Regions from separate parts of the Homo sapiens genome. Here regions 1 and 3 are each linked to region 2. The links are chromatin contacts, found by Hi-C in ENCODE. All regions are on one chromosome and are shown on one strand. The core of a region is the stretch at or near the end of the contact, and the rest is flanking DNA. Distances in the headings are between cores, read along the strand shown.

Region 1 (2,890 bases), core at 222-2,721, 610 kb after region 2:
GATTGGATAATTAATTGATCAGTGATATGTTTAATGACATTGACCATGGATACAATAGCATGGCCTTTGAATAGAAGAAAGACCATGGAAAGGAGGAGTTGTGAGTCCTGCCCTCTTTTTCCCCGGACATGCAATGCAGTGGTTGAGACACTGAATACAAGTCTGACTGTTCCACCTCTGTCACATCTTGTACAAGTTCTATAATTTTTCCAAACTGCAGTTTGTCCTTCTGTCAGCTGGAGATAATTATTGTACCAATCTCATAAGACTGTTCAATATGAAATAAAATAAAACACATAAAATGCTTAGCCTTGTATCAGGCACATAGTAAGTATTTGACATAAATATGTTTTTATTGCTGGTGTTGTTTTTGGTTTTATTTTATGAGTTAAGATCCTGGAGAAGTGCAGGAGGTCAAAGGGAAAAGATGATAATAGCTTCCAGGGACCCATGTTGAGTGGCAAGGCCCAGAGTGACCCCGTGCTGTGGCACGGATCTGTGATTCTCCAGATGTTCACGAAGGAATGGTTTTCTGCAGAATGAAGGAGCTGAAGTGCAAATGGGGTCAGGGAATTTTATAGGAGCTTGGAGGAAGAGTCAAGAGTAGAGTGTTCAGTCGTTACATCAAGTGAAAATAGAGACGCTGACGAAGAACTCGTGCCCTTACCTGGAGAGCTTGCCCTTAGGAAAGAGAGAGAAAGAGACAGAGAGAGAGAGAGACGCAGACACACACAGAAAGAGACACAGACACAGAGAGAAAGCACAGTCCCTCTTGTGCTGGCTGCTGACCAAACCCCACTGTGCCTCAGCCCAGCTTCCTGCCTCCCTGGGGAGGGGAAACGTGTCCCTTGGCCAGTAGCCATCAAAGGTCTTACAGGGATGCTTTGTGTCTGACCTGCCAGGGAAGGCAAACGAGCCCCACTTTTTGTTCCCCAGGGAACTGGCCTCTTAGGGACACTGGCGAGAGTTGTCTGCACATGTGGTCAATGGAGGGAAGCAGCTAGCACACAAGGGGACCAAAAGGGATGGCGGCGAAACTGCACAGTGGTAGGGGGAAGCCCGCGGGCTATTTTAGGCCAGGCTCAGAACTGGAGTCAATGGAGGTTTTGTTTATGTAACATCTGCAGAGGGCCCTTCAAAGCAAATAACCCTGGGTCTCCAGGCCAGGGCTGCAGCGAGCAGGGGTGGGGCCGCGAGCTTCCTGTTGTTCTTGGCACGGCTGCCCAGCTGTCTGCGTGGCTCCTCTCAGAGCCATTTGCCGCCTCACTGCTTGCTCCCTACGATCATCTTCACAGCTCTTTTCCTAGGGGCGGGTAAACAAAGTACAAGAAGCAGTGCAGGCAGAGCCGTTCCTCGGAGAGGTGACTCGAGCACTGTGCCCCAGAAAGTTGCCCTCCTGACCCCAGGGCTCCCCGGCCGCCCTGCAGCCTCAGGAGACCCCAGGGCGTCCTTTCTGCACATCCCCTTAGCTGAGCGGCTTTGCTGTCAGTTTCAGTATGGTAGGGAAAGGGGCCTGGCTCTCAGGTCTGCCCCATACAGGTCTGAACCCAGAGCTGCATTTGGCAGTTGCTTACTCTTGTGCTAAGTGCTCAATCCCCATTATTTATTACAGGCAGAAACATACATATATACGAGATAAATAATGTATGTTAATTTCCTTTCTACCAGGCCTGTTTGAAGGCATGAACACTATATTGTTATCTTTTTGAAACACAGATTCCATTGGGAAAGATGGGGATAAGACGGCCTTTTTCAAGTTTAGGAAAATTTATATGCACAAGAATGTAGAAATCTGAAACTGACAGTTTGATAAACTTGTTCACCTATGTATCCACCCACGTAACTACTACCCTGATCAAGATACAGAATATATCCATCGCCCTTATGTGAAAAGCTCCTTTGTGTCTCTTTCTGGTTAATAACCTGCTTACCCCTACTTATATTAGTCTGCCAGGGTGCCAGAACAAAATACCAAAGGCTAAGCGATTTCAATAACAAAAATCGGTTTCTCACAGTTTTGGAAGCTGGATGTCCAAGATCAGGGGACTAGAATGGCTGGTAAGGGCCCTCTTCCTGGCTTGCAGATGGCTGCTTTCTCAGTGTATGCTCACATGGCCACTACTTTGTGCACCTGGAGCAAGCGCTCTGGTGTCTATTCTTAAAAGGACATAAATTCTATCAGATCAGGGCCCTAACCTTATGACCTCATTTAACCTTAATTACTTCCAGAAAGGACTCATCTCCAAATATATTCACATTGGGGCTCAAGGCCTCAGCATACGAATATGGAGGGGACATGATTCGGTCCATAGCACTACCACGGTGCCTTCCTCCCCCAGTGATATGGTTTGGCTGTGTCCCCATCCAAATCTCAACTTGAATTGTATCTCCCAGAATTCCCATGTGTCACGGGAGGGACCCAGGGGGAGGTAATTGAATCATGGGGGCTGGTCTTTCCCATGCTAGTCTCGTAATAGTGAGTAAGTCACATGAGATCTGATGGGTTTTTCAGGGGTTTCCGCCTTTGCTTCTTCCTCATTTTTCTCTTGCCACTGCCATGTGAGAAGTGCCTTTTGCCTCCCGCCATGTTTCTGAGGCCTCCCCAGCCATGTGGAACTGTAAGTCCAATTAAACCTCTTTTCCTTCCCAGTGTCAGGTATGTCTTTATCAGCAGCGTGAAAACAGACTAATACAGTCAGTTGGTATCAGTACAGTGGGGCGTTGCTGAAAAGATAGCTGAAAATGTGGAAGCGACTTTGGAACTGGGTAACAGGCAGAGTTTGGAACAGTTTGGAGGCCTCAGAAGAAGACAGGAAAACGTGGGAAAGTTTGGAACTTCCTAGAGACCTGTTGAATGGCTTTGACAAAAATGCTAATAGTGATATGAACA
Region 2 (2,983 bases), core at 95-2,594:
CCTCCTGAGTAGCTGGGACTACAGGCGTGCACCACCATGCCCGACTAACTTTGGTATTTTTAGTAGAGATGGAGTTTCACCATAGTGGCCAGGCTGGCCTCAAACTCCTGTCCTAGTGATCCACCCGCCTTGGCCTCCCAAAGTGCTGGGATTACAGGTGTGAGCTGCCACACCCGGCCCCCATCTCTTAAAAAAAAAGAAAAGTTATAAAAGTCTTTGCACATTATAATCATGTTCATTATTATCACTAACTCTCAAGAATGTGATCTGCTAGTGCCTTTTTCCCAGCAAACTCAGCTTCTTACAGGCACAATATTGTCAATGAATTCATGTTCATGAAGCATCACCCCTGTCCAGATGCAGGGCATCCTATAACCCAGGTAAATTCACTGTGATCTGACCAAGCAACAGATATAGAGCTATGAGAAACAGGATTGGTTGGTCTTACCTAATGCATACAAAACTCTTCACTTAAAAGAGAAAAATTAGTAAAAAGGACTCCCCCTGTGTATTTTTTTAAATGTTATATTTATGATCATTCTAGCTAGAACTTTTCAGGAGTCCAACTATTCAGAACTTGACTATTAAGCCTTTGTTTAAACCCAATTGTTAGTTTATAAAAACTTCCCGCTAGACTCTCAATTATTGTTGTTCTAAACACAATGATTTGAGAACAAAAATGAAACAAAAGATGTTTTAGAAAGAAAAGAAAGGCAATACATGAAAAAAAGCAGACAGAAGGAAAATGGCCTTTTCCAGCAGCAAAATGCTGTTCTTGTTATTCCAAAACATAACAGTAATTCTACAGAGAGCCTCCCACAGTTTCAAGTTGCTAACAAAGAAAGGCTTGTCCAATACCAGTCAGAGAGTATCAGAACCAAGATGGTGACTCTCTTTAAAGGAACTCAGCATGAGAAAATTTCTAGATTTCCCATAGCATTTAATGCTAACTCCATGTGGTTCAGAGTGAGAACAGATTGCAGCAGGATCACAACCAGAATGAGGCATGTGAGATGCCTGAGGTGCAAAATTTAAGGAGGCACATGGACTCCCAACTCTGTTGAGTGTCCCTGGTCCCCACCCTATGGTACAGCTACAAGGATAAAGAATTTCCATTCTAACACCATTAACATAGAGGAGCTCTATCAAGTGGCTAGCCCTCAGCTGTAGCATAGTCTAAATACACACTATTGTATGCTGTACTCCACGCTGAAGCAGGCCTCTATGGATGGACTGGGTCCTTTGCCAAGTAGCTTTCATAGAAATCTAACGACAGTCCTGAATTTGAAGAGGAACTGAAACTAAACATTTGCTTATTCAGACCAGAAGTAGAACAAACTCTCAGCCTCAGTGAGGTACAAGTCAGTGTTTCTGAGAAATTCACAAGTTCTACAAAAACACCTTTTATGAAAGTAGCCACCACCCAAGATCACCCACGTACTTAATTCCAGTAGTGCTTGGGGTAAAAAATTTCCCTATATCTAGTTCTTCCTTTAGCCTCACTCACTCCAGGCTTGGACAGGTTGCCAGTAAAACTCTGGGTTTTTTTTTAAATCTGGGATACAATTATTCCCATAAGTCTGATGGCAAATGAGTGCATTCTGTGGAGTGTTTGGTTTTTCCAGATTCAAGAAAAGCTCTATTTAACTGCAAAGGGTGCTTTTCAGCTGTGTCCCTACTAAAAGCTTCCCATACAGTCACTCTCAAGACTGTTGTTCTTTTTTCACTAGAGACGGCCACAGTCATTATGTTGTAAGCATTCTGAGTTGATGCACATGGGAAGGAACTTCGGGGTCAACATTCAATCTGGCTTCAGGAGTTGCCAGATTTGAGTGTTGGTTTCTCAGTTAGTCTGCTGCCCCGAAGCTCCCCCATAAATCCTTCTGTGAATGGGTAATTTATTCAATCCTGCAACAAATATTTACTGAGCACTTACTCTGAACCAGCACTGTTCCAGGCACCAGGGATGTATCAGTGAACAAAACATGCAAATTCTGTCATCACATAGTTTACATTCTAGAAGGGGAGGCAGAAAATAACCAAAAGCACGTCAATAAACTATACAGTAAGTTAGAAGATTATACGTTGTAGGGGAAGAAAGAGAAAGTTGAGCAGGGTAGGTGGGATGGGATGTGCTGGGGATGGGGGCAGCATAGAGGTGGACATGGTGGGATGGTGCCGATGGCAAGGTTAAATAGGACTGTCAAAGTCGGCCTCTTGGAAAAGATGAAATTAAGGAGATACTTTAAGGAAGTGAGAGGATTATCCAAAGATAACTAGGGAAAGAGCATTCCATACAAAGGGAACAGCCAGTTCAAAGGCCATGACAGGGGTGTGTTCTTGTTGTGCTCTAGAAACTGCAATGAGGCCCGTGAGGTTGGAAGGAAGTGAACAAAGAGAACGGAAGAGAACTTTGAAGAGGTGACGAAGGCCAGATCGTGACAGGCCTTGATAAGTGTAAGACGAAAAGACATTGCACGGTTTTGAGCAGAAGAGTGATCATGACTTCATTTTAAAAGGATTCCTCTAGCTGCTGCTTTGAAAATAGTCTGTTGTGGGAGGGAAAACAGCAAAGTGGGGAGACTTTTGAGGAGCCTACTGCAGTCATACAGGTGAAAGGTCATGATGGCATGGCCCAGGGTGGCAGCACTAGAGAGAGTGAGAGCGGTCAGATTCTGAATAGATTTCAGGTATGCTTAAGGGAGAACCAGAATCTTGGCAGATTAGACACAGAACGTGAGAAAGAGGATTGCCAAGGATGACTCCAAGATTTGGGGCATGAGCAACTGGAAAATTAGAGTTGCCATCAACTGAGATGATGGACACTGATGGTGGATCAAGCTTGAGAGAAGGAAGAAGTTAAGTTTTTTGTTTTTTTGGTTTTTTTGTTTGTTTGTTTTTTGAGATGGGGTCTCGCTCTGTCACCCAGGCTGGAGTGCAATGGCACAATCTCGGCTCACTGCAACTTCCGCCTCCTGGATTC
Region 3 (2,825 bases), core at 206-2,705, 570 kb after region 2:
ACTGATTGCTGGACTCCAGCTCCAGAGTCTCTGATTCAGTAAGTGTGGGTGGGGTCTGAGAATTTGCATTTCTGGTAAGTTCCTGGGTGACGTTGACACTGCTAGTCTGGGAGACGGGGTTTCCTATTCTGAGATCCACTGTATTTTTTTTTTTTTTTTTGAGACGGAGTCTCGCTCTGTCACCCAGGCTGGAGTGCAGTGGTGTGGTCTCAACTCACTGAGCCTCCCAAGCTCAAGCGATTCTTGTGCCTCAGACTCCTAAGTAGCTGAATCTACAGGTGTGTGCCACCATGCCCGGTTAATTTTTGTATTTTTAGTAGAGACAGGATTTCACCATGTTGGCCAGTCTGGCCTCTAACTCCTGACCTCAGGTGATCCTCCCACCTCAGCCTCCCAAAGCGCTGGGATTTCAGGTGTGAGCCATTGTGCCTGGCCAACATCCGCTGTATTAATGGCAAGTGCTGCTTTACCGTTAAAACAGGCACAATCCATAGTTGATATCTTGAATTTTGCCAACTATCTTAACTAGGAGTCATATTTCTCATCACAGGAACTGAAGAAAATAATTTATGTTCATCACTCCACTCACAGTGTCCTGGGGACATTATGAGTTCAGTTCAGTCTTCCTTACATGCTGGCTTCCAGCTAGCACTCAAGGAAACGGACTCTCACTTAGCATCCCATTCTCTGGTTATGGTGATCTCTTTGTTTTGATTTATATTATTTCATTATTTTCTGTCTTTTTCCACAAAGATGTTATTTATTTCACCAGCTGTCCTTGCAAATGGACCATGAGTCTGAGCACTGAAGCTGCTGACATTGTAGATTTTAAAGGCCCTTACGTGGAGAGGCACAGGAAACCCGAGAAAATGAAGCACCACGTTGGTTAAAGGGTTTGGGTGTTTCCCTTATTAACAGTGGATGATCATCAAATATAAGAGATCTCCAGACCATCAGAATAGAGATCCTGAAACTGGCAAACATAATCCATACTAGTTGTGCCAGTTATCAACCCATTTCCTCTCAGCTCCAAATGCATCCATCTTTGCTCTATTGGTGGTAGCGGGACTGGACCCTGTAAACATTTCTCCTTTCCCAACTGCCGAAGTGTTAGCCTAATTGTCAATAGAGGGTACTGGGGTGTTGCTGTAAGGTCATAGCAGAGGAAGAGGCTTATCTTCAGTTATGGTGCTCTTACTCTCTTATGGTACAGCTGTCAGCAAACAGGCAGACAGGAGGCCCAAGTCGTTCACTCTCTAGTGAGTTTCTCCTGCACCCAGCAGACCACTTCCTGTAGACCAGCTGTGACCCCTCAGCTGCCTGCAGGTTGTTTCTTATAAGTCAGCTCCAGTCCCCTGGTACCCCAGCTGGCCATGTCCTGCTCTCCAGCTCAGCCCACCAGCTCGCTCCAGTGAACTTAGCCACCCAGTTTCAGTTCCTGCAAACCAGCTGCAGCTTGCCTGCACCTTCTAGAGTGTCTCAACCACCTAGCAAGCTGTTCCTACAGACCAGCTCTGGCCAAACTTTCTGACAAGTTTCTTTACCACTGAGAGGCTACATGTTTCTGTGTCAGCCACAAGATACCCACTGAGGGCTGAATTCAGCCTTGGAGGAGGGACCTTCTTTCATGTTCTTAATTCTTTATGTTATGTTCTCTCCATTCTAGAGGTAGGAGCTTCTTCTCTATATTCTCTAGTTCTCTTTTAGTAGTTAATTGCATTTTACTAGCTCATAATTCTGTATATTACATTTTTTCTGTTCAAATTACTGGTGTGTAGCTATCTCCTGACTAGACCTTACAGAATTGATACCAGTAGTGGTCCTAAAAGACAGACCCTCACACATGAGATTTGGTACTAGTTTGATCATGATTTTAGGCTTCAGTGCAGAGACAATTTCTTTGCCAGTGGGAAATTGATACTAATAATCCATGGCAGGTAATAGCTTTGCAATTAATCAAACTATGGTAATTGTGATGAAGTGCAAACTAAAGCAAGGACTATGATGTTGGATGGATCCTCTGGAGTGTACTGTAGCATTTACAGAAAGCAAATGACAGGCTAAAATTCCTTTAATTTTCAGTTCAAGTCATGAGTGGCAAACTAGACATTTCTAGGGCAGCCCAAAAATAATCTTTTATTTATTATGGCCACAGGCTGATATTGATAAAAATCAAACATAAAATTTAATTGGGAGGCTTGCAGAATTACAATTTCAGTTGGATTCACAGCCTTGCCAAATTTCTGATGTAAAAGATAGGAAATCAAATGGGAAAGCATGAGACACTGAAACTTGGAGTGAGGCATCAGGTTAGAACTGATTCTAAACACACCCACGTCACTCTGAGCCTCCCTTGCTTGTTCTTCTGTGTTTGGGGAGACCACGCTTTCTTTGGTTGAAAGCCCTGCAGTAACCTCCGCTGGGATAGCAATGTTCCGAGGGGATGCTCATTTTCCACAAGACTACAACAACTGCCCCCGTTGCCACTACACCAATAACTAGGTTCAAATCACAGTGTGCCCCAGATCAGGAACATATGATGACCCAGGAGGAAATGACTTATATACACTGCATGATTTTGCTCATATATATGAGCAGAAACCTAAAAAATATATGTGGAGTAGATTTTGTAAAATATAATGCTAGATCATTATCACTATGTCTTTTCTTTGAGGCATAACCAGGGTCCTTTTTAAAAATGAATAAACAAACAAACAAACTTTATTTTATGGAAGCTATGTGAGGATAGCCCTAATAGAAACTAGTAATGTATTATGATCCTGCAGTATTTGAGACAAAATTATATTAGTACATGAAGAGACAGA

The links. A loop is a pair of places that touch in the nucleus more often than their neighbours do. Pooled maps may share reads with other maps.
Region 1: a loop to region 2 is called in a pooled map, with 10 times the contacts of the local background. The contact joins two enhancer-like sites. A Hi-C loop is called at or near these places in 2 of 37 single-sample maps with no recorded cell type and 4 of 50 pooled maps.
Region 3: a loop to region 2 is called in a map with no recorded cell type, with 9 times the contacts of the local background. The contact joins two enhancer-like sites. A Hi-C loop is called at or near these places in 5 of 37 single-sample maps with no recorded cell type and 5 of 50 pooled maps.

Annotation. Positions count from the first base shown.
Region 1 is chr4:53,701,097-53,703,986 of GRCh38, reverse strand. The region is part of intron 1 of LOC100506444 (a long non-coding RNA gene); the gene reads right to left. Among named protein-coding and RNA genes, the nearest start is that of LNX1-AS2, 110 kb to the right of the region's middle. RefSeq lists an enhancer at 1,317-1,436. Within about 2 kb of position 1,471, at least 31 of the 41 ENCODE cell types and tissues checked have a DNase peak (open chromatin) inside an H3K27ac peak, as active enhancers do.
Region 2 is chr4:54,314,097-54,317,079 of GRCh38, reverse strand. No RefSeq gene overlaps it. Among named protein-coding and RNA genes, the nearest start is that of LINC02283, 17 kb to the left of the region's middle. Within about 2 kb of position 1,344, at least 2 of the 41 ENCODE cell types and tissues checked have a DNase peak (open chromatin) inside an H3K27ac peak, as active enhancers do.
Region 3 is chr4:53,747,066-53,749,890 of GRCh38, reverse strand. No RefSeq gene overlaps it. Among named protein-coding and RNA genes, the nearest start is that of LNX1-AS2, 160 kb to the right of the region's middle. RefSeq lists enhancers at 1,234-1,283, 1,334-1,543. Within about 2 kb of position 1,455, at least 5 of the 41 ENCODE cell types and tissues checked have a DNase peak (open chromatin) inside an H3K27ac peak, as active enhancers do.